Linked DNA regions of Mus musculus: all the other regions are linked to region 1. The links are chromatin loops, found by intact Hi-C in ENCODE. Cell type or tissue: heart. All regions are shown on one strand.

What was found. Peaks named below come from ENCODE experiments on the same cell type or tissue, not always from the same donor. Only the 100,000 strongest peaks of a DNase experiment are listed, where the experiment ranks them.
Region 2: it touches region 1 in a loop (2.5-fold over the local background); 3 of 42 quality-filtered maps call a loop at or near these places.
Region 3: a loop joins it to region 1, with 3 times the contacts of the local background. A loop is called at or near these places in 5 of 42 quality-filtered maps.

The regions. Positions count from the first base shown.
Region 1 is chr8:46,410,932-46,418,931 of GRCm38, forward strand. No RefSeq gene overlaps it. Among named protein-coding and RNA genes, the nearest start is that of Gm30931, 52 kb to the left of the region's middle. In heart, no CTCF peak of the experiment used is centred here; a DNase peak (open chromatin) is centred at 4,090; H3K27ac peaks cover 2,033 bases.
Region 2 is chr8:46,467,835-46,475,834 of GRCm38, forward strand. It overlaps Acsl1 (acyl-CoA synthetase long-chain family member 1), which reads left to right and starts at 3,203. Exons shown (of 21, transcript NM_007981.4): 1 at 3,203-3,396. It overlaps Gm31050 (a long non-coding RNA gene), which reads right to left and starts at 3,216. Exons shown (of 2, transcript XR_378936.3): 1 at 2,771-3,216; 2 at 2,157-2,665. In heart, no CTCF peak of the experiment used is centred here; DNase peaks (open chromatin) are centred at 2,487, 3,037 and 3,757; H3K4me3 peaks cover 1,890 bases; H3K27ac peaks cover 1,146 bases.
Region 3 is chr8:46,481,469-46,489,468 of GRCm38, forward strand. All of the region lies in intron 1 of Acsl1 (acyl-CoA synthetase long-chain family member 1), which reads left to right. Among named protein-coding and RNA genes, the nearest start is that of Gm31050, 14 kb to the left of the region's middle. In heart, a CTCF peak has its summit at 4,652 (motif pointing left); a DNase peak (open chromatin) is centred at 6,743; H3K27ac peaks cover 981 bases.

The DNA of each region.
Region 1 (8,000 bases):
CTAGCATTATTCATCTCCTTGTTATTGTCAGAGGCTCTGGCCATGCTGTGATGCCACCACCCTTGTAATTACTGCTCCTTCTGCCTAGAATGTGTTTCCCCATTACCGTCTTAGTGTCCTTACACCTAAATAGTCAATACCATCTATACAGCCTGTGGGGTGCTTTTGCCCTAACCAAAAATGCATCATTATTTCTCTTGGCTTTGCCTTTCTTACTTATTGATTTTAATCTAATATGATTGTGTATTTAACTTATGTGTCTCCTGCAACTACAATGTAAACTCCATGAGTCTATCTACCTAGTGTCCATAACTCTAATTAAGTCACTGATACCACACCCTTTTTGTTCATAGTTATGCATATTTAAGGACAAGGTGCTGGCATCATTTGGCTCTACTATAGAGCTCGTGGGCTAACAGCACAATGATGGGCATGTATGTGAGAAGGAACAATCACAGGATGAGACAAGAAACGAAGAGAGTGCGGCTGTAACAACCACGATGCTTCAAGGTACTTAGCAGCCTGTGCCTATGCCCTGCCTCTTAAAATGTCTCACCGCATCCTGACTGATCACCCCACATTAGGCACTACACTCCCAACACATAGGTCTTTCGATGACACAATTAATTCATGTGGAAACCAGAGCAGCGAAGATAGGATTTTGTGACTATTTTATTGATTACCTTTAGAGTGAGGGCTACCATATTTAACAAGTTTATGACAAATGAATGAATGAATGAATGAATGAATGAACGAACGAACGAATGAACGAACGAACGAACGAAGAGTAAATGACAAAAAGTTGAACAAGGAGGATGTTGAGAGTAGTAACAAGAACAGCAATAAGAATACTTTTGGTTTCTGAAAAGGGCCTCACTTGGTTGCCCTAACTGGCCTAGAATTCACAGGAATGTGCATCTGCCTCCTGCCTGCTTGGACTAAAGAGATGGACCATGACACCTGGCTCAATGACTTTTAAGCTTTTTTCCTGCTTATTTGCTTAAACACCATGGAGATGCAGAAAGACTCCCCTCAGCCATCTATGTGCCTTTGTATGGCACATTGTGGTAGTTTTGCAGCTTAACTGACAGGGAACACATTTTTGACGGTGTCTTGGGTTGAATTGTGTACATTCCCCCAAAGATAAGATGCCCTTATCTCTAGCACCCCAGAATGTGGCCTTATTTGAAGACAGGTTCTTTACAGAGATAATCCAGCTTAAGTTAGATCACTAGTCCCTCCTCCAAGGATTGATGTCCTTATAGAAAGGAAACATTTAGAGACAGAGAGATACATTCTGAGGGAAGACAAGGCAAAGATACACCAAGAAGTTGGGCACGCAAAAATGGAGGCAGAGATTAGAGTGATCGTACCACAAGGAATTCCTGGAGGTACAAGAAACCGGAAGAGGCAAAGAACACTTTCTCCCTCGGTTCTCAGAAGGAACCGGCGCTTCCAGCAGAAGTTCTATACGAGATAAGAAGCCTCCAGAACAGGGAGGAGCCTCCAGGAACTGTTGGCGGAGACCACAGTTCATAGCTCTGTTTTAGCAGTCCCGGGAGCCTGGCACAGACGGAAGATTCCTCCTTACCAGGTGGGCCCCCAAGACTTGGGTAGAAAATAGAAGCCCAGACTTCATCTTGTGCAGGGGCAGACAGATGGGAAGTTGTGAACTTGGCAAGGAGGAACAGAAGGTCCTGTGGTGCTGGAGCGGTCAAACGGCAAAGTTTGGTCATGGCCATAGCCTCACCACAAGCAAGTCCTGCCTTACCATCCAGGTCCAAATGTCACCGCCAACAAAATGAATTTCTTCTTCCATTTTAAAAAGTTGTATGTCCAAGGAGGCCGGAAGAGGGTTCCAGATGCCCTGGAGCTAGAACTACAAGCAGTTGTGATTGATCTTTCTGACATGGGTGCCTGGAACTCAACCCTGGTCCTCTGCACGAGCAACAGATGCTCTTAACCACTGAGCCATTTCTCCAGCATCCCAAATGAACTTCTAGAGCATCTCTGATCTGGATCTGCAGCTGGCTCTCTGTGCTCCGTGGTTCTTGGACATCTTCAGAGGTCTGTGCATGAGCCAAAGGCAGGAGGAGAATACACTAAATATGATGGGCATCAGGAAAACATTTTTGAAATTGCTGTTGATCTGCTGAGCCCAATTCTACAATTTAAAAACCTAGCATGTACCTCTCCACTGTTTTTTCCCTTGACACGCATTCATATCTTGGGTGACACTGTTGGTAAAAATAAATGACTGGGCATGCTTGAGTGTGTGGTAGGTCCAAAGTGGTTACTGCTAAATTCAGCCTTCTGAGATCTCTCAAGTTCAATTCACAAGCAGACATGATGGTGGAGGGGTGGGATTCGCAAAAAGGAGAGTCTAAATGAAGATAATTTTTGGTCTGCTAGAAAATAGGTTTGTACAGAAAGGCCCAAAATAATGCATAATTGGCAAGCCTATTGACAATTCTGCCACTTTAGTCTCAGCAGAATTATATGTCAGTTAGATAAAGTGCTATAAATAATTATTGGCTGTGCAAAAATTAGATGCAGACAGAGAAGTGAGTGTCCTATGGGATCTGAAACTCGGGAACATGCAGACTTGGAAATCATTCATCGCCTCTAAGTCTGCCCTGCAGTGAACCCAACTGGTGCAGCCTTCCTGATTGTGTGTATGGGACGAGCCAGGTGGGGGTAGGATTGTGTTAAAGACTAAAGAAATCCAACACTAGAAACAATGGTACCAAAGTCAGAAATGGACCTTTGAGGTTATGTGTTGAAAACCTGTTCCACTCAAGAAGTGAGAATTTAAACAAATAAGAGGGTTGTTTAAAAAAAAAAACTCCATTCAACACAGCCTGATGAGAACCAACTATTTCCCAGGAGACACTTGAGGCGCAGCACCCGCAGTGACCCACGTGATCACTGCTTTATTGAGCTTCTACATTCAGTCCAAATCCTGAGAACTGTGAAGGAACCAGAAAATCGCAAGGACAGTTAACTCTGAGAGAGCAACCAGGACATAAAAGAACTCTTCGGGGCAGTGAAATCGAGACCTGGTGTTTGAGCAGAGCAAGGCCAATCAGAGCAGCAGGAATAGCATGCAGGAGAGTCCTTAGATGGTCAAGTTAAATGTCTGGAGGAAAACAGAGAGAAAAGGTCCATAAATAAGACAGAGTCAAGGATGAGAAGGACCACAGACAACAGCTGTGAAATGTTCGTCACTTTCCCTAAGGCCTCCCAGGCTCATTGACAGTCAATTTCAGGTGATCTTACATCACCAAGCTCTGTCTCTGTCTCTGTCTCTGTCTCTGTCTCTGTCTCTGTCTCTGACTCTGTCTCTGTCTCCTTCACTCTTTAATTTATTCTTCTCCCTAACTAAAAATGTGTTTACTTCAAAGACTTTCTCCCTCCCTCCCTCCTTTCTTCCTTTCTTCTCCCTCTCCCTGCTCCTCTCCATCCCTCCTCCCCACTCCTCTCCATACCTCCTCCCCACTCTTCTTTTTCTCTTTCAGCAAGGTCTCAGGTAACCCACAGTGGTTTGGGATTCACCATGAAGCCCGAGGTAGTTCTGCATCCTTGAGCCTCCTGTCTTAGCTTCCAAAGCTCTGGGCTCACAGATGTGAGCCACCACAGCAAGACTTCTCTTTTTCTGAATAATATTTTTTAAAGGAGCATGTCTTTAGTCTCAGCACTTGAGAGGCAGAGGCAGGTAGATCTCTAGGAGTTTGAGGCCAGTCTGGTGTACAGAGCAAGTTCTAGGACAGCCAAGGTCACACAGAGAAATTCTGTCTTGAAAAACAAAACAAAAAGATTGAATTTTTTAAAATGCTGTTGGATTTTTTTTAAGGGGGGGACAAGAGAGGGAGAATTTAGTACTTTACTTTTTTGTCCTTGATAACGTGTTACACTATAGGGATGGTCGCCGTAATACCCACCATGCAAATGCCTTCTGACCCGGCCTGTTGTAGATGGCAAAGCAATTCGACTATTTCCAGTGTGTCCATGGACACTGTGCCAGTGCTGTCACGTGTGTGGAAGTGTGCCTGTGGGAAGGCAGCAGACACTCAGAGGTAGGGCTGCTGGGCCAAAAGACAGATGCCTCTGTGAATGGGACGAACTTTGTCAAGTTTCTTTCCATTAAGCTTTCGACATGTGGAATTCTGAAATGAGATTTGAGGGATCCTGTTTTCTTATAGCTGTGCTCTTGAATGTCCCACAGACTACACGACTTCATCCAAAAATAGAAACTGTGACCCAGCAGGGAACATTCTTGACTTATCTGATTCCCAGAACCAGACCTGTTTCCCTAGACTTGCCAGAGCAGGCTAGCACAGTTACCATTTATTTAACAGGGACCCAATCATACGCTTAAAAAAAAATGTGTTCATTGACGCTAAGAACTTCCCAAGTTTTCTTGTTGGCCTGACTGATCTTATGTCAATTTGACACATAAACTAGAGTTATCAGAAAGGAGGGAATGTTAATTGAGACAATGTCTCCATAAGATCTGGCTGTAAGGTGATGTTCTCAATTAGTGATTGATATGGGCGGGCACAGCCCACTGTGGGAGGTACCATCCCCTAAGCAGGTGGCCCTGGGTTCTATAAGAAAGCAGGCTGAGCAAACCATGAGGAGCAAGCCAGTCAGCAGCACCCCTCCCTGACCTCTGCACCAGCTCCTGCCGCCACGCTCCTTCCCTGCTTGAGTTCCTGTTCTGACTTCCTTTGGTAATGAACAGCAATGCCACAGAAGTGTACGCTGAATTAACCCTTTCCTCCCCTTGTTGTTTTTCTGGTCATATTGTTTCTTTGCAGCAATACAAACCCTGACTAAGCCACCCATCTTTCCTTCCTTGGTGCCGAATAGTTCTTGATGGTATCTCCCAACCCCCCAGTTGCTACTAAGTACGGACACTTTTCGTTTTTGTTATTATTCTGGAGAACTGGACCTAGGGCCTTATACTTGAAGGGCAGACACGCTAGAACGGAGCTGCTACCCCAGCTAGTAAGACTTCATTACACTGACATTTGCATAAGGCTGTTCACATATGCGACATCACTGTCAAAATGTACACTGGGAGCGCAGCAAGTAGAGAGGGGGCACTAGGGAAGTACGGTCTTGGCTGTCATCACACGTTTCAAACCCTTCTGGCTAATGAGGTAGGATGAGATGATTGTCGACATCCTGTAGTTCAAGTGGCCCTGCTAGAATAAAGGAAATGAGCCCAATAGGATGGTAAAAGTCCCACAGTGTTATTTAGTGAATGAGTGGATATTATCTCTAAACGGGGTGCACGGTCAGCTTGCATCTGAATCATGGAAACAGGTGGATAATTTAGGATGCTCTTGATAACTGCTTGCTTGATTTCTCCTCCCATCTCTGTGTCACTGTTCTGGCTATCAACTTTGACTCTATGGGGAAAGAAAAGTGGAGAAAGCATGGCCTAGCCCATGTATTTCACTAGCCCAGTGAGGGGTCGTACCTGTTAACTTATTTGGTTTTACTATTATATTGGGTGCTGTTACCTCTACCTCCCTTCTAACCCTCATTCACCCTAACCCTTCCAAGCCTCCAATACTAGATAGGAGGGAAAGGTTAGAGGGAAAAGGGGACATAGACCTCTATAGGCTACTTCCTGCTGGTTAGGGCCATTGGGTTCTTTGGGGCAAGTCCAGTCTTCATCATCAGGATATCCAGCAGTCCAGCAAACCAGAAATAGCAAAGACAACACTAAACACAGCAGCAGGAGCCAGCAGGGACACGCAACAGCCACTTTCTTCTTTGGAGCACCTCCCGCCACTCTCTGGGTTCAGGCCTTTATTCCTAACTCTCCAAAGTCCCCAGGATTAAACTATCTGCAGCTGGTAAAAATCACACCCCTCCCAGAGCATGAGGCAATCATAGCCAATGGCTGTGGAGAAACAAAAGCAGCTCATTGTTTCATACCTGGGATTAAAACAAAAGCATATTCACATAATATAATTGGATTATTATTATTATTATTATTATTATTCACGTTGCATGTTGCATCCTGCATATGCTGGTGAGAATGTAAGAAAGAGGAACACTCCTCTATTGCTGGTGGGACTGCAAACTTGCACTGCCACTGTGGGAAATCAATTTGGCAGTTTCTCAGAAAATTAGGAATAGTTCCACCTCAAGACCCAGCTATACCACTCCTGGGCATATACCCAAAAGATGCTCCACCATGCCAAAAAGACACTTGCTCTGCTATGTTTCGTTGCAGCTTTATTTGTAATAGCCAGAAACTGGAAACCACCCAGATGTCCCTCAACTGCAGAATGGATAAAGAAAATGTGATACATCTACACAATGGAATACTACTCGGCTATGAAAAACAAAGACATCACGAATTTTGCCGGCAAATGGATGGATCTTGAGTATATCATCCTGAGTGAGGTAACTCAGTTCCAAAAAGACATAACTGAAATAAAATTCTCACCACAGGTACCTTCTAAGGTCTTTGTGTGCTTAACTATAGAAGGTGTCCTGTCTCTAAGGGGATGTTCCTATTGAGCAGTGCAAAGGCCACACAGGCAGGTCCTTCACTGGGACCATGCACTGACTTTGGAAGAAGATATCTGTGATGTGAACCCCTTTGAACAGATTTTTAGTACAAATGGATACTTTGTTACCCCTTGGATATTGTACTGGATTTTTCTAGTCTTTCACAATTTGGCTTCTTAATGCCATGGACCTTCTGTTCTGATTCCTCTGCCCCGTAGAGCACTTAAGTTCCAAGGAACCCCATCCCTTGACAGTCCTCATTAGCCACCCTGAATTGGAAGATCGTTCCTTTCTTCTTTATTAATTCACTGTACATGCTTTTAGATGCACTTCTGTGATGTGTGTGGGAGGTGTGGATGTATTGGCGTGTGTGTGTGTGTGTGTGTGTGTGTGTGTGTGTGTGTGTGTGAGTGTGTGTATTCCTGTGTATACAGAGGAAGGAGTATGTGAGTACCTGTTGATGAATGTGTGCCTTGCAAGCTGCTGACGGGGAAAAGCAAACCAAAGTCCTACTCAGCTGTGAAGCCTCAGAAACATTGACAAGATAGCCCCAAGGGTGCAATAGTGCTGCTTTCGTCATGAGGGTAACCAACAACTCTCTAAATGGACTTAAGGCCAACTCGCAAGGAGGGAGTCTATACCTGGTATTGTATATCTAGCTGACTACCCATGCCTCACGAGATTATGGACCCTAGAGCAGACCCTATTAGTGTTACTTTCCTAAGACCAGTGTGATTTCTAACTATATTATAAATGCTTATACCCACAGATAAGTGGGGCTCTCACCTCTGGTTTAAGAAGGCATCATTTTTGCAGCAGGAAAGAACCATTATAGAAAGCCATGACTGGTCAAAATGGAGAGGAAAATGCTGGCTGGACTATAGAATGTCCAGCCTTAATTGGTGTACCGACAGCACAACCCCTACACCTATGATGCAGGAATCATCATGAAGTAGGGGGCACAAAGACTGCAAAAGCCAGAGTATCAGGATGTCCACTGTGGAAAGTGTCTTCTGTATATGACAAGGAAACTGCATCCATGAAATCTCAAAATGAGGGTCACCTCAGCTGGACCTGCACAGTTACAACCCAAGCTGACATTCCAATGTGATGGGGGGAAATCTCATAGATCCTATCCTCCAGATGGAGAGCTACAGACAATTAATAACTACTAAGAGAGAATCAGTTGTCTCCAGGCAAGGACACCCTCCCTGATGGATTAGTTAGTCCCTCCCAATGGTCAGCTCTAAAAACATACATATAAAAAAACCCACCTAGTAGACTCAGCAAGATGTGATTATCAGTTTGTGTGTGTGTGTCTAAAACACCAAAGAACAGGTCATGGATTTGAGAGGGAGTATGAGGACATGGGAAGAGTTGGGGAAGAGAAGGAAAGGTGGATATAAACTTAGGTATAAAATTCTCAAAAATTTTAAATAAAGGTAAAAGAACTCTGTTCATGGCTC
Region 2 (8,000 bases), 57 kb after region 1:
TCCTGCCATGATGACAATGGACTAAACCTCTGAACCTATAAGCCAGCCCCAGTTAAATGATTTCCTTTCTAAAAGTTGCCATGGTGATGGTGTCTCTTCACACCAATAGAACACTGATGACGATACAGGGCTTGGATCCAACTTGAGATATCTAACTTGGGGATGAATGTCTTACCGTGGGATGTGATGAGGCAAGAGGCTCCCTGTCAACTGCCAACAGGTAACCCTTCCTGTGTTGGAGAATGACATCTTAATGGAGACTATCAAGTTAAAATTTAGGGCCTTAGGTTGGGCACTCATGCATATGACTGTGCCCCTTAGAGATTTAGACCACACACTGGAAAGGACGGTTGGGGGAGGAGACACTGGGAGTATGGCATAGAAAGGCAAGGGGCCAAGACAGATGTTTGCAAGTCCAAGAGAGACCTGGAAGAGTCCTTTCCTTTGCAGACCTCAGGAACAAATCTTGACACCTCACTCTTGTAAGTCACCCAAACAGTGGGACTACATATTTCTTTTCTTGAAATCACCTCATTTCTGGTGTGTGGTTGCATGGTACTAGAAAAGGATTGTACTACAGAACCTAGAAAATGCCTAAGGTAGCCCTGGGCTGAAGATTAGATAAGGCATGGGCTTAGCTTCCAGTGACATGGCTAAATGCACAGAGATATATGGGACCCACCATAGCGCCTTCCTCCTGAAAATGAGGAAGCATGCCAAACACACTTGCTCCTTCTGTGGCAAGACCAAGGTGAAAAGATAAGCCATTGGCACCTGGCATCGTGGTTTGTCCATGTAAACAGTGGCTGGCAGGGGGCCTGGGTTTTACAATATATCTTCTGTCTCAGTCAGGTCTGCCATCTGAAGACTGAAGGGACTAACTCAAAGACCAGTAGGAGCATTACTGTTCAAGATTTACCTAACCTGCAATAAATGAATTTATGTTAACAAAAAAATAAAAAGGAGAGGAGAAAAATGAGTAATATTGCAGGTGAAGAGAGACTCAAAGAAGCCAAGATGTAGTCAACTGAAAATGAATGGAGTCTCTTTCTCCTTATAGACAATAAAGTCTTATAGACCTGGAAGATAGTAATCTCAAGGACCTAGAAGACTCGGTTGCTATAGTGTTTTTCAACCTTCCTAATGCTGCCATGCTTTAATATAGCTCCTCATATTGTGGTGGTCCCCAACCATAAAATTTTCATTGCTGTGTCATAACTACAATTTTGCTACTGCTATGAATTGTAAATATCTGTTTTTCCAATGGTCTTAGGCGGCCCCTGAGAAAGGGTCATTCAATCCCTCCCCCGCCTCCCCAAAGGGGTTGTGACCCCCCTAGATTAAGCAGCGCTGATATGGCAGCTGTTTGTGTGAGGATTGCCTCACCAACATTGGACAAGGAGCCTCAGACTCCACAGGAGGAAGGCCAGAGACACCCAGGAAAAGTCCTTATTCCTTGATGAGTCAGCTTGAGTATACTTGTGACTAGAGGGAATGAATCATCTCCCAAGAGGGTAGGGGAGGCCTCTGTGGTTATAAAGGCCATGGTTTAGAAGCAGATGATCTTGAATTCTAAGAATGGTCCCCCCCACCCCCTTTTCTTTCCCCCGAGACAGGGCTTCTCTGTGTAGCCCTGGCTGTCCTGGAACTCACTCTGTAGACCAGGTTGGCCTCAAACTCAGAAATCTGCCTGCCTCTGCCTCCAAGTGCTGGGATTAAAGGCGTGCGCCACCACTGCCCGGCGGCCATGCCCTTTCTTATACCTGACTCTGCCCTTCAGTTTCCTGTTCTACAGAAGAGGACCAAAGGTGGTACCACCTCATAGGGTTATGGACATTATAGTTGATTAACAGTGTCACCTAGTAAATGATATGTTATTAGAGGTGTTCTGGCAATAATTGTCCCTCAAATTTAAGGCAATATTAGAAAGACTTCCATCTAATGCTGGGAGCAAACCCTCCTGTACCTGGATGACTGTCTTCATGCAATAGCATGAGGTGAACCTGGCAACAATTATATTGACCTTTTTTTTTTCCCATTCAAAATGTTAGCATGATCTACATCTTACCTTAACCACACTGACCAGTTCTGGACACTGAGCAACAGTGATGGCTCTAGTATTTAACCTTTTAAAAGATTATCTTAAAGCTTTGGGGTATCTTTAAGATTTTTTAAAATGACGTTTGAAGAAGGGTTACATGCGCACATGGTAACTCACAGTCCTGAGGATTGAGAATTGCACTTCAGGCTTTGTGACAGGCATGGGCTTTAACCCAGTGAGCCATCCTACTGGCCTTGCATTGGCCGTTGGTAGCCCTTAAAAGGTTTTCCCAAGGGATTTGTCAAGTCTACAGAGCCAAGGCTGAGCAGGGCAGACAAGCCTTTAAAACTTGGCAGGTGGACACCGTCCTTGAGCAACGACTAAGTCTGCTTTTCACTTGAACCACACAGGGGCCTGGGTTGTCCAGAGATGCCTCATGGCCAGGATATTGCGGAAGTCCTGTATTCCTAGCCAAGGACTGTGGCGAAACTTGGTGTGGGGACCGTGGTGAAACTGGATTAAAGGGGTTCGTGTATATCTGTGCTAAAGAAAGATGGGACTTCTTCAGCTACCGTGGTCCCTCCAAGCAGAGAAGCAAGCAGAGAGGCTATGCCAAGGTGTCAGCTGTGGAAGAATGTTAAGGATGGAAGAGCTAAAGGGCACCTGCAACATTCCATAGCATCACATTATCAGGGTTCAGGAGACTTCCAGATTTACCCTTTGCCCTACCTCAGATTCGTTGTGAAACTAGAGGGCAGTTTGGGTGACCTTAGTGGCTTTTGCTTGCTGACAGCCATGCTCATGGACCTGAGGGAGGCCACGCCCACCTTGCGGCTTTGGAGGGAGAGGCGGAGTCAGCAGGACTGGGCGGGACCTGAAGGAGGACTGGGCCTTAAGGGGCGGGGCAAAAGACCGAGGAGGCGCGGCCGGAGGGGAAGGACTGGAGCTGGTGGGCGTGGCCTGAGAGGCACCGCGGGTCTGAGGGGCTTGGATCAGCCCAGATAGGGCGGGGCTTGGGAGGCGGGAATGGCGCCGATGGGGCGGGACCTGAGAGGAGCGGTGGGTGTGATGGGGCGGGACAGCCTCGACCTGTGCGACAGGAGGGGAGGAGCTGGCGAGGGGGAGTGGGCGCGCTAAGAGATGGGGCGGGGAGGAGCCTGCGGACGGGGCGGGGCGGCGTGGCACGGCACGCGCACTACCAGCCGCCCGGCCCTGCTGCTGCTGCTGCAACGCCGGTGGCGCAGCCAAGAGAGCAGCTGCGGCCGCGACTCCTTAAATAGCATCGCAACCCGGCGCGGGGCAGTTCGTGGATTGCAGTGACAGCCGCCTGTGGAGCAGCCCGGGCAGCGGAGGAGGTGAGTGCGCCAGCCGCGAAGGGCCGCGAGTCGGCCAAGGCGACCCTAGCCGGGCCGAGACGGGAGAACCTCCCCGCGGCTCTGCGGGACGTTCCGCTTTTCCGGCCTGGGCTCCACGGCCTCGTTTCCCTCGGCTTCGGGAGGCTCTGGGGCCGCTCCGGCGGCCGCCGCTTCCGGTGCCGGAGCCCGGGTTCCCCCGCGGGCCGTGCGCGCGCGGGGCTGGTGCACCGCGGAGTCAAGAGGTTCCTCTCTGCACGGTCCCTGGCTGGTGTGGCGGCTGGGACCTTCCCTCCCCGGCTCAGGTGCCGAGAGGTGGTCCTGCTTGCTGGGGACCCTGGCGTCTCCGCCACCGCATCCCTCGTACCCCCAGAGGCGGGGATTGTGAGGCGCGCACTCACCGCGCGTGGACACGGACTGTCCCGGTGCCGCTCTGTGACGTGCCCCTGCGCCGAGCGTTCGAGGAGGGTCAGAAGCAGCGCTCAGAGCCCGATGTCATAAGTAGAAATTCTCGCGGTGTCTCCAAGAGGAGCTCCCAGAGCCACTACACACAGTGGTGATGGAGTCATTGATTTAAGGCAATCTGGCTTTTAATTTTTTTTTAAATTAGGGAGCAAAAATGATATTTATCACCTTGAAACGTAGACCCCGAGTGCTGATACAGGACTTAAAAGATCACATGGATTAGAATCTAGAGAAGGCAGCTCCATCTAATCACTGCACTATGCCCGAGCTTACAGACCATCTTGCCACACCGCTCAAGCTCATGGTTATGGAACCTAGTTAAGAATGGCCGTTATGAAAATGCTTCCTCTTGGAACTGTGAGTATCCATCTCTAGTCTTCCCTTTAAGGACTTGACATTTGATTATGTTTCTGGGATACACGTTTCAAAACGTAATCTGTGGTTAGCCCAATGAAAATTATTAGCGTAACTCAGAAATCATCCAAACCCTTCTAGTTCACCAAAGTTAAGAACTGAAGGTCTGCAATGGGCAAGGTTAAGAATGGGAGCAACGGAAAGGAACCATCGGTTTGGAGCAATGTGGTGAGGTGTGACAACAGAAAACAGACAGGGCCGGATCCTGGGAGATGTTTTTTCTTGTAGTTCAGCTGAAGGAAATCCCTTTGTGGTGGGAGGCTGGTTCTTTGTAAAAGGTCTGCATTGAGATCTTGAGCTAAAATTATATGACTGGAGAAGGTAAAAAAAAAAAAAAGAAAAAAAGCAACACACCTTATTCACTTACCTCTTCTAAATTTACAGTAAACAGACAAAACTTAAAACAAAAACAAAAAACCCCTCCCCATTCGTGATTCTAAGCATTTTCACATGTTTCCTTCCTGTCTCTGTTATTTATATTTTATCAGTGTTTTATTATTATTACAGCCTGACTGAAATCATGAGGCCTTGGAAATTTTGACATTTAACATGCGTGGCATCTGGCACAGTGGGGACAGGTTATCTATTTATACCATACAGGTACTTTTCAGCTACTCAGTTCCTGAGTTAAATGTGAAGTCACCAAATGCAAGCCAACATGTCACAGTGTTGTGAATTAATGTCTTTAGCACATCTTTAGTTTGGATATGGCTATCTAGAACTGTGGAATTCCATGTTTGGAGTAAGATCTGGTGGTTGAGTCATTTACCTGTAGAGATTGTGTCTTTCTCCCTACGGCCTTGCTGGCCTTGCTGTTGTTCTTAGACTGTGGGATGCCTACCCTAACTTCTAGACGTTTATCCTCATTCTTTTTAGAGTCATTTAGTTTGTAAGCTCAGTTTCATTTGATGGGTAAGCTTGCCATGCACTGTTTCTTACAACTAAATTCAACTTGAGTCACACTGTTAGAAATGTTTTACGGGCAGGCTTGTTTACACGATGCAGTGTGCACAGCATTCCTGCTGCAAAATGGAAAGAATGGGCTTTAAGGCAGCCCCCAGCTGTGAGTCTCTTGAACCCTCTTTAAGCCTGACTGTTCTGCCCAGATAGCTTAAGGTGCCCGAGTCCCTTAGTGAAGGTCTTCAGTCCAATTTAGTGGTTAGACACGCACTTGAGGGTCTTGATGTACCTTTGGCACTGGTGCCTGGAGGGCCGTTCTCAGTGCACAGAGGCGTTCCAAAGCTGCTCTGTGCTTGAGTTTAGGTTTCCGCATCCTGGTACTCTGAGGGGCTTCTGAGAGCTTGAAAGACATGCAAGGCCTAAAGTAGTAGCTGAACTGAAGAGAAAGGCAGTTTGAGCAGTGTTTGTGGTGGTGCACTGCGATTCTCCTCTTCACAAAACTCCAAGAGTGTCGGCTCCCGAGGAATCTCAGTTTGTGAAACCCCAGGGTAACCAGTAATATGGCCAAGGGAAAGAAAATTACCACATGAATAAGTTAATTTTTGTGCTTTGTCCATCCTGATGTTTATAATTTCTTAACCTTTGGAGGCAGTCCTATTTGTCAGTTGTAAACTTGGAGGAGTGAAGGTAAGGAGGAAAGCTAGAGATTACAGTCGAGTGGTCCTTTCCTTGTGTCTTGACTGGCTAGGAGGGGTGCCACTTTAGCCTAGAGGTTTGTAAGGGCTGTATTCCCTTAGGATAGTGGGAGCCTGCTGGGTGGGGAACAGCATGTGCCCCATATCTTAAGTCTAAAATCTCAAACCCAGTGGTTTAATGCACATAGAAGCCAGGGTAGTTCTCTTTCTGAATTATTTGCTAGTCTTCAAATTGTAAGCAAAAAAATATGAAAGCTGTCTAAATATCTAAATTATAATTTTCCTTTTTCATATTATAAAAGTAATATATACTTGTCATAAAAAACCAGGACACATAGACGTGAAATATCTTCAAGAGATTACATTTGAGTTTATTTTCTTCCAGTTGTTTTATAAGCAAATTGAAAAATAATTTTAAGGCGTATAATATCATTTGAAGTTGAACATTTTGACAATTCATTTTTTAAAATTAACCTTTATTTTTATTTTATATGTCTGGATATTCTGTCTTCATATATGTCTGTATACCACATGCATGCAGTGGCTTCAGAGTCTTAGAAGAGGGGCTTTGAATCCTTTGGGACTGGAATTACTGATGGTTGGGGGCTGCCTTGTGGATGCTGGGAATTGAACTCAGGTCCTCTGGAAGAGCAACTGATCGATGCTCTTACCTGCTGAGCCATCTCTCCAGACTGACGATTCATTTTTAATCACCTCAGTTATGTAGGTGATCTCCTCAGATTTGTTAACATATTTTGAAGATGACTACTTTTAATTTATTCATTACTCTCTGTTTGTTGTTTATTTCAGAACAGTTTACCAAGCTCTCTTCTCTAATTAAGACAAAACATGTTTAAAATTAAACATATCTTTTTTTTAAAAAAGCTCTCATGATTTTGTAAGTTACTTAAAAATTACTGAGTTGGTTTTACTGGACTTTTGGGTCCGTGTATTTTAGTGAAAAGCTGTTGAAATAACGATTTCATGGTTTGGAACGATACATGGAAAGAAGTTAGAGCATCAGAAAAGTGTGGTTTGCCTCTTAGAACATTTCCACATTTGGGGTGCGACTTCTGATAAATGCATTATCTATGCATTTGCAGGGTTTTGGCTGCTGTAGAAACTTGGCTCTCTGCACTCAGGTTTGTTGGAGGCGAAATGTCTGTAGGCAGGAGGTTAGAACACCGTTGATTAAGCAGAATGAAGAGGAAGCTGCAACAGGATTACATTGTCACCTGTCCCTCATCTCAGGGATGCAGTAGAGGTTCTGTTCTGGGAGCTTTCACATGGTCCCTCAGGAGCCCTGTGAGGCAGGTCTTACTTTTAGACTATGACAGTGGCTCTCAGCCTTCCTGATGCTGCCACCCTTTAATACAGCTCCTCATGTTGTGGGGATCCCCCTCCCCCACCAAGCATAAAAGTGTTTGCATTGCTACTGCATAACTGTAATTCTGCTACTGTTATAAATTATAATGTAGATGTCTGTGTTTTCTGTGGTCTTAGGCGACCCCTGTGAAAGGGTAGTTTGACCCTAAGAGGGGGGTCCTGGTCCATAGGTTGAGAACCACTTCTCAGTGCCATTTGGCAATTAAGTCACCCAAGGCAGGATTTGAGTCTTGGCTGCCTGGTGTCGGGGCCTGTGCTTTTTCAAGTGCTCCTCTTATGTCCCTCTGGAGTAGATTTCTCAGGCTTGGAAAGTTCCTTGACTTTTTCTTTGTCTCATTTATACTCAGCCATGAATTTTCTCTCCATAACACCTGAGTTCCGAGAGATAAGAGCTTGATTGATTCAGCATAGGTCAGTGTGAGAATTAAAAAGTAAGAGGCCTCGGTCCGCCCTTGAACTGCCTCGTTTTGGAAGCCTGGAGCACAGTTGGGGTGAATGCATCTAGTGCTGAAGAGACCATGGGCGGGAACAGGGCCCTAACTTGGTACAGACTCGGGAGCCAAAGCACGTTAGTAGGAGATTCGCCTCACTGTGACACATGGATTCGGGATTTTCTCTGCTGTGGATTTGGGAAGCACTCTGACCTCCTTCCAGGCGTGGTGTAGTGATACTCTTGAGACCATCCAGTAGACCAGAGGACGGACTCCTCTGTTCTCAGCTTGCAGGCACTGTGGTATTGCCCAGTGA
Region 3 (8,000 bases), 71 kb after region 1:
GTGTGTGTGTCTGTGTGTGTGTGTGTGTGTGTGTGTCTGTGTGTGTGTGTCTGTGTGTGTGTCTGTGTGTGTGTGTGTGTGTGTCTGTGTGTGTGTGTGTCTGTGTGTGTGTCTGTGTGTGTGTGTGTGTGTGTGTCTGTGTGTGTGTGTGTGTGTCTGTGTGTGTGTGTGTGTGTCTGTGTGTGTGTGTGTGTGTGTCTGTGTGTGTGTGTGTCTGTGTGTGTGTGTATGTGTGTCTGTGTGTCTCTGTGTGTGTCTGTGTGTGTGTGTGTCTGTGTGTGTGTGTGTGTGTGTGTGTGTGTGTGTGTGTGTGGAGGTGACTGTTGATATCTGCAGAGGTCAGAAGCCTTGACTCTTCCTGGTGCTGGAGTTACAGGCAGTTGTGAGCTGTCCTACGTAGGTGCTGTGAACAGAACTCAGGTTTTCTGTAGAACTGTCCTGTTCTTAGCCACAGATCCCTGTCTCCAGCCCAGAATTGGTGATTTTCAATGGTTTCCTCCTGTGCCTTTCCCAGGGTTTCGAGGTGTGGGTGGAATCCTGTTGATTTGGTCTGATGATAGGCTGACCCCACCATCTTCTTGTCTTGGAGAGGCCAGCTTGGCTTTGCTTTTCCACTGTTCTTGCTCCCTTTGCACCTCTGAGGCCCACACAGGCAGAAGCCTGGCTCATGCTTGTGCGGCCCATCTGGACACAGCCAGTACCTGGAATGGACACAGCCAGTACCTGGAATGGACACAGCCAGTACCTGGGATGGACACAGCCAGTACCTGGGATGGACACAGCCAGTACCTGGGATGGACACAGCCAGTACCTGGGATGGACACAGCCAGTACCTGGGATGGACACAGCCAGTACCTGGGATGGACACAGCCAGTACCTGGGATGGACACAGCCAGTACCTGGAATGGACACAGCCAGTACCAGGGATGGACACAGCCAGTACCTGGGATGGACACAGCCAGTACCAGGGATGGACACAGCCAGTACCTGGGATGGACACAGCCAGTACCTGGGATGGACACAGCCAGTACCTGGGATGGACACAGCCAGTACCTGGGATGGACACAGCCAGTACCAGGGATGGACACAGCCAGTACCTGGGATGGACACAGCCAGTACCTGGGATGGACACAGCCAGTACCTGGGATGGACACAGCCAGTACCTGGGATGGACACAGCCAGTACCAGGGATGGACACAGCCAGTACCTGGGATGGACACAGCCAGTACCAGGGATGGACACAGCCAGTACCTGGAATGGACACAGCCAGTACCTGGAATGGACACAGCCAGTACCTGGAATGGAAGGAACCTTTTGCATTTAAGTCCAGTATTCTTTCCATGGTTCTCTTCTGTGCAATTTCCACAGTCATTGCTCTGAAATAGGGGCTTCAGACAGAACACCTGAGGGGACCTCAAGAATGGGGCCCCCTCTCAAACACAGAAACCCTGTTTCCTCCTCCCTGCAGGCCCTCAGTAAAGGCCTTCACATACACTGCCTGTGTTGCCCAACACCTTGAGACCATGGTGTCATCCTCTCGTGTCCTGTCAGGTATCATCAGATGAAAGCTTCCTTAGGCAGAGTTGGGTCAGACTACCCACTCCATCCACTGAAGCTGATTGATTGAAGCGTCCCTTTCCGTCCAGACCCACTTCCTTCTGTAGCCTTTCTCAGTAAGCGCCCCTGCTTTGTTGTGAAATCTATCCAGAAATGGAGCAGTGTTAAATCAACTAATAGTTTAATATCTCATTAGCCTGTGTTTTATATATAAGGGTTCCATTTAAAATGTCACTTAATGGATTTTGTTATGATATTCTTATGTATATAATATCTCCTTATCACTCCTGTTAATCCCCTTCTTCTTCCCACCTAGCACCCCTCCCCCTCCACTTGCCTGCCTGTTCCTGACCCAGTGAGGTCCATTAGTATGTGCACGAATGTGTGTTTGTTTACAGGCGTGTGAGCACCTTAGCAGCCGTCACACCTCTCTCCCCACCATGTCTGACGTTATTCATATACACAGTAAATAAATATTTGAGGACAAATGGAGTAATCTTGCTTCCCTCAGGGCTGTTGTTTGAATAGGAAGTTTCTTAAATATATCTGGCTCAGGTTTAACCTTGGTGTCCTCTGTGAAGGCCTTTCACTTGGCCTTAGAAATCTCCAAACACACAGACCCCCTCTGTGGCTGTGTGGAAAGGAAGGGGCGGAGAGCTCACTGCTGGGTTGACTTTGTGACTGTCCTGTGCTCTGTCCTGTTGAGCAGGCCCTATAGGCAGCTTCCTTTACCCCTCAGAGGACCACCCACCCAGCTCTCTCAGTCTGGGGAACATTGTCCTCATCTGAGTCCTCTGCTGTGCCAGCTCCAGGCCTAGGAGCCCACTGTGTTTCTCTGGTTTGCAGGATTCAATTTTGAAATAGAAAAGTCACCTAGAGTGTCACAGTGGGACCCTCCCTTCTTTCATTTGCTCATGGAACCTGGGTCCCTGTGTGCAGCCTTAAACTGATGAGGTGTGATCCCATCCCAAAATACCTGAGGCCTGTGTCTGTTAGTGTTGACAAACTCCCCAGGAAGTAAAAGCCTTGGAGAAATACAAGGCATCATGGGGACTGGGCCAGGGGACACCTTTAGATAGAAAGTCATGCTCTAGCTTCTCAGCCAGTCCACATCACCTGACCATGGAGTTTACTCTCTGCCCCCAGCTCCGTGGCCTTGAGACTCTGCAGGTAGGAGCCAGGATGCAGAGGACTGCTGAAATGTGAGGACACCCTGAATAGCTCTTTCCTCTCCGGACTCACCCTGGTGTAAATGTGGAGCTTAATAAAACAATAGTGGGAATCCCAGCGGGCCCCTCCCTCCTCAGTAAACACTGAGGACCTCTGTTGGCCTGGGCACTGTGTTAAGCACCAGAGTAGGAGGAGTCAGAAGGAGCTACATAGGTACTAGTACTTCCTGAGTGCCACAGACCTCGTGTCTAGCAGGAGGCACAGAGGCTACAAAGTAAGGTCAACTGGAGGCCGAGCAGCTTGTCAGTAAGGAGATCTATAAGAATTCGTTAGAGAGTGGCCTCTGGCCTGTTTGGTGGGCTTTGCACATCGTAAAGTAGGTCTCAAGAGATGCAGGGAGAGGGAGGTGCAGAGCCATGGACTAGAGGGGAAGATTTTCTTTAGGAAAGCCTGGGAGGGAGGAAGTGTGAGGGGCAGGTCCATCTGCCTAGGTAGGGAGCGGAGGCAGCATTCTACTGTGAAGCCTGTTCCTGGAGCTCTTCTGGGTCAGAGATGCAACAGGGGATCCTCTCTGGGAAGCGTGGCTACCTCAAAACCTTTGAGCTTGCCCATGGAGGAAGGCTTTAGGGACCTGGAAAGTTAGGGCGATAGCTAGATCACAGATCACCTTCTTGTCTCAAACCCTGGGTTGGATTATTGCTGTTCCTGCCAGTCATTCTCCCAGGCCCCAGAACCCAGCTCCCCAATGCCTAGTTTGTTGTCGCCAGTTATTTACCGAATCTCTGCCTTTGGTAGATTGTTTGGAATTTTCTTTTTGTGGTAAAGCACATCTAAATGTGAAGGTTACCATTTGAACTGTCTTGAAGCATACACTTGCCCAATGGTGCTGAGTGAGTTGTGTAAGCATCACTACTGTCCAGCCCCACAGTTTTCATCACTCCAAACAAAACCCTTGCAGCTGTTGGGCAATGCCTCCCATGCCTCTCTCCCCTGCCCCCAGCCCCTGGTAACCTCTGCTCTATTTTCTGTCCGTGAATTTGCTGATTCCGGCAAACCTCATAGAGATAAGATTGTGCCCTTCCCTTTGTCTTGTTTCACTTAGCTTGGTGTTTTCTACGTTCATTCATATCACCTATGTTGTTACGTGTGTAACTGTGTAGTCTAGGACCTGACATGCTCTAAGGACTCACCTGACGCTAACTCTTAAGAACATTAGAACTATGGCATGGGGAGATGGCTCAGTGCTTAAGAGCGCTGGCTGCTCTTCCAGAGGATCCAGGTTTGGTTGCCAGCACCCACATGATGGCTTACAACTGTCTATGACTCCAGTTCTAGGGGTTATAACATCCTCTTATGGCCTCCAAAGGCTCCGGGCATGCACATGATACACACACATATATGCATGCAGGCAAAACACTCATACAGGTAAAATAAAAATAAGCAAATTAAAAAAAAAATCATGTTTTGGCAGGTGGTGTTGGTGCACACCATTAATCCCAGGCCTCAGGAGGCAAAGGCAAGCAGATCTCTGAGTTCAAGGCCAACTTGGTCTCTAGGACTAATTCCAGGACAGCTACATAGAGCTACATAGAGAAACACTGTCTCGAAAAGCTAAAGCAAAGAAACAAAAATTCATGACTTGGGGCTGAAGAGATAGATGGCTCAGTGGTTAAGAGCACTGACTACTCTTCCAGAGGTCCTGAGTTCAGTTCCCTGCAACCACATGGTGGCTCACAACCATCTGTAATGGGATTAGGTGCCCTCTTCTGATGTGTCTGAAAAGAGTTAAAGTGTACTCACATAAAATAAATAAATCTTAAAAAAAAAAATCATGGGGCTGGAGAGATGGCTCAGTGGTTAAGAGCACTGACTGCTCTTCCAGAGGTCCTGGGTTCAATTCCCTGCAACCATGTGGTGGCTCACAACCATCTGTAATGGGATCTGATGCCCTCTTCTGGTGTGTCTGAAGAGAGCAGTTGCTGTACTCATATACTTAAAGTAAATAAATCTTAAAAAAAAAACTTAAAAAGAAATGGTTTCCCTGAATATCATCCTTCTCCTCTTATCCACTTTAACTTTGTTGGTTTGTTCCTGGTTTATTTTTTGACAGTGTTAGACCTAAGTGAGGAGCTGCCTCTTCTTATCTTGTCTCTGTCCCTGCCTTTTGATGGCCAGCTTAGACTTTTTACCATGCAGCTCCCCTTAAGATCCTTGTCACTGTGTCTTGTATTGCTCCCTTGCTATGCCCTTTCTTATGTTTGTGTTTCAAGCCCCAAGACCAGGGCTAAGTTTTTCTTAGTTGTCCTTCCTCTACATGGGAAAGAATTCTTGTATATCACTAGACGGACAGGCTTTCTCCAGTCCCTGACTCAGTCTTCATATTACAAGTCTCACCAATGTTGTATTGTGTACTCTCGGCCACTTTGAGCATCATCATGTAGGGCAAGCACCTAGTCCTGGAACACCTCTCCTGAACCCACTCTCGGGTCCCTGTAAAAGAACTGATGGACTTTTTATAATACAAAGAGGAATAGGTAGGTAATTACTTCTTCATGTTGGATCTTCCAAGGCAAATTGCTGAATATTGTTCTAAGAAAAACACTTTAAAAAGCCATCAAGGATATAAATATGGATCCATAATTAAATGTGTCTCTTTAATGGTGGGAGATGTTGCCTTTAGTGATAGATGCATGTTTTCAAAAATGATCGAACTTAAATAAGTTAAATGAAAGAGAAAAACATCAAGATACTTCACAGAAAACTGTAGAGCCTGAAAAGGTGGTCTAGAAGATGCTCCCGAGCCAAGCATGGTGGTATATTTCTTAAGTCCCAGAACTCTGCTAGGGAGACTAGGCAGGAGGATTGAGGCCAGCCTGGGCCATGTAGCAAGATCTTCAATAGATTGATTGGTGGGTGGATAGATAGATAGGCAAGCCTAAACAATATTCCTTAAGTAATTTAGTTTATCATTTGGCTTATCTGTATATGAGTTTAATGAATATGGAGATCATTATGAACAGATATTTGAACCAATGCCACATGTGTCCCTAAATTTCAGGTTGATGTACTATGTTTGGGATATTCTGTTGTGGGTGTTGCATGTATGAGAGCTGTGATCTATAACCACTGTTAACTCTTACTGGATAAAAATAGTAGCGCATTATATTTGGCTTTAAATGTGTTGTGTGTTCAGTTCTTCCTCTAAGGGAAGTGCAGGCATACTCAACTTGACTCCAGTATTTCACAAAATAAATCAAGTTTTTAAAAAGACATCTTCGCTTTGTGTTGTAGTTACACCCTGGTTCCTCCTCCCAGCCCCATGTTCCCAGAAATAAGACTCAGACTCAAAATATATTTACAGATACCTTAGCCATATAGCTAGGCTCTACCCTGACTAGATCATAACTAAAATAACCCAATTATTTTAATCTACTTTTTGCCCCATGGCTGGTTGGTTACCATGCATCCAGGTTTCTCTCCCACCTCTGGCTCTGTCCCCAGATTTTTTCTCCTCCAAGATGTCCCACCTCTGTTTCTTGCCTAAGCCATAGGCCACGGGCTTTTTGATTGATGGGTCATGTATCCATACAATGCACAAGATACTCGTGGACATTAACTTGGTAATCCACAGGATCAGGCACCTTAATGAAAATGAAAACCCCATTGGGCAAAGGTATTGTTATAGTTGATTGACTGGAGAAGCCCCAAAGTGGTGGGTGGCAGTAATGGATTCTCTGTGGAGACACGTGTATCTTTGTGCAGAGAATCCCAGAATCACCTAAGTTGTCCCCTGGGTTAATGAGATGGGCCACAGGTATGGGAGAGTCCCGTGGCATGGAGTGTGGTCAGCAGCCCCTGCCTCCTCTCACCCTGGCAACTCCCATCTGTTTGATAGTCAGTACTTCCTATTCTCTAGGGGACAGCCCCTGTGTTCTTTGGTTCCTAGGCTATGGCTTAAACAAATCTAGCTTTAGGTAGCTTGCCAGCCCGGGTTAGGGAGCATGGCTCCAGTGACTCTGGAGTGGCAGACTGAAAGAGCAGCAAATGGCCTAGCTGCCCCTCTCTTGTTCCTCCTGGGGCCTGAGCTCTGCTCAGCTAGTACAGGACAAAAGGGGCACTTTCAGCCTTGTAAATAGCTTCTTGTGTCAGGGGAGGAGGTGGGGCAGGGAAAGGCAGCACCGTGCCAGCTTGGCTTGCTGCATTAAGGAAAGATGTCAGGACTTCTCAATTTGCTGCTGTCGGGCAAGCGTGCAATTTGTGTGGGTTTGTTTGAGGTCTGCATTCCTAGTGGAACATTCCATCAAACTGCTGTGATTCGGCTTAATGGAAGCTCGAGGAACGTCAGAAGGAGGAAAGCATCTAGATCGCAAGGAGAGACTAAAATGCTACTGTGAGTAAAAGAATATTACTTTGCGGAACTTGAGTCACGTGTGTGCGTGCGTGTGTGCGTGCGTGCGGGCGCCCATCTTCCGGGGTCCTTAGGGAGAACAGTGCCCTTGTGGCTCACCTCTGGCTTGGAGCTATTTTTTTTTTTTTTTTTTTTTTTTGGTTTTAGTAATGCAGACACAGTAGTAAGAGGTGAACCTTTGTGTACAGCCAACATTGAATCCATGTGTGCAGAGGCCAGGGAGACGGGGTCAGTGGTAGCATTTCTGTAGGATGTTGAGAGTTCAAATGGATTTCCGGTTTGGGTCTCCTGTCACCAAGCAGTATCACTGGTGGAAGAAAGGGGGCTTGCTGTTCGTGTGCAACAAGAATCCCTGGGTTTTGACAGTCATGCTATCGAGAGCTTGCTTCATTTTCCCTTGTTTGCTGTTTCTGCGCATGCCCTGTGCGTGCCCAGCGGCACCCCCTGTTCTTGTTCTTCGCTGAGCTTGGGACACTCTCCTTTACTGCTGTCACTCTCCTCATCGCCGTGTGGTTTCTGACTCTAGTGTTGGAGGATTTCAGACAGGCCAGCTGAGAAAACACTTTTTAAAAATGTCTGCGTTTGTATTTTTGTATACTGCATGTACATGGGTGCCCACAGGTCACAGGAAGGTGAGATCTCCTGGAGCTGGAGATACAGGTGGTCCTGAGCTGGGACCTGAACTTCTGTCCTCTAGAAGAGCAGCAAGTGCTGAGCCATCTCTCCATCCCCCTAGACACATTCTGTAAGCAGGGGAAGACAGATTCTGCAGTAGTGGCTGTAGCAGAAGGAGCAGCTGGCTGCCAGCAAGCTTCTATGTCCCACACCGAGACACATGTCTTCCTAAGATTTTAAGTCAACTGAA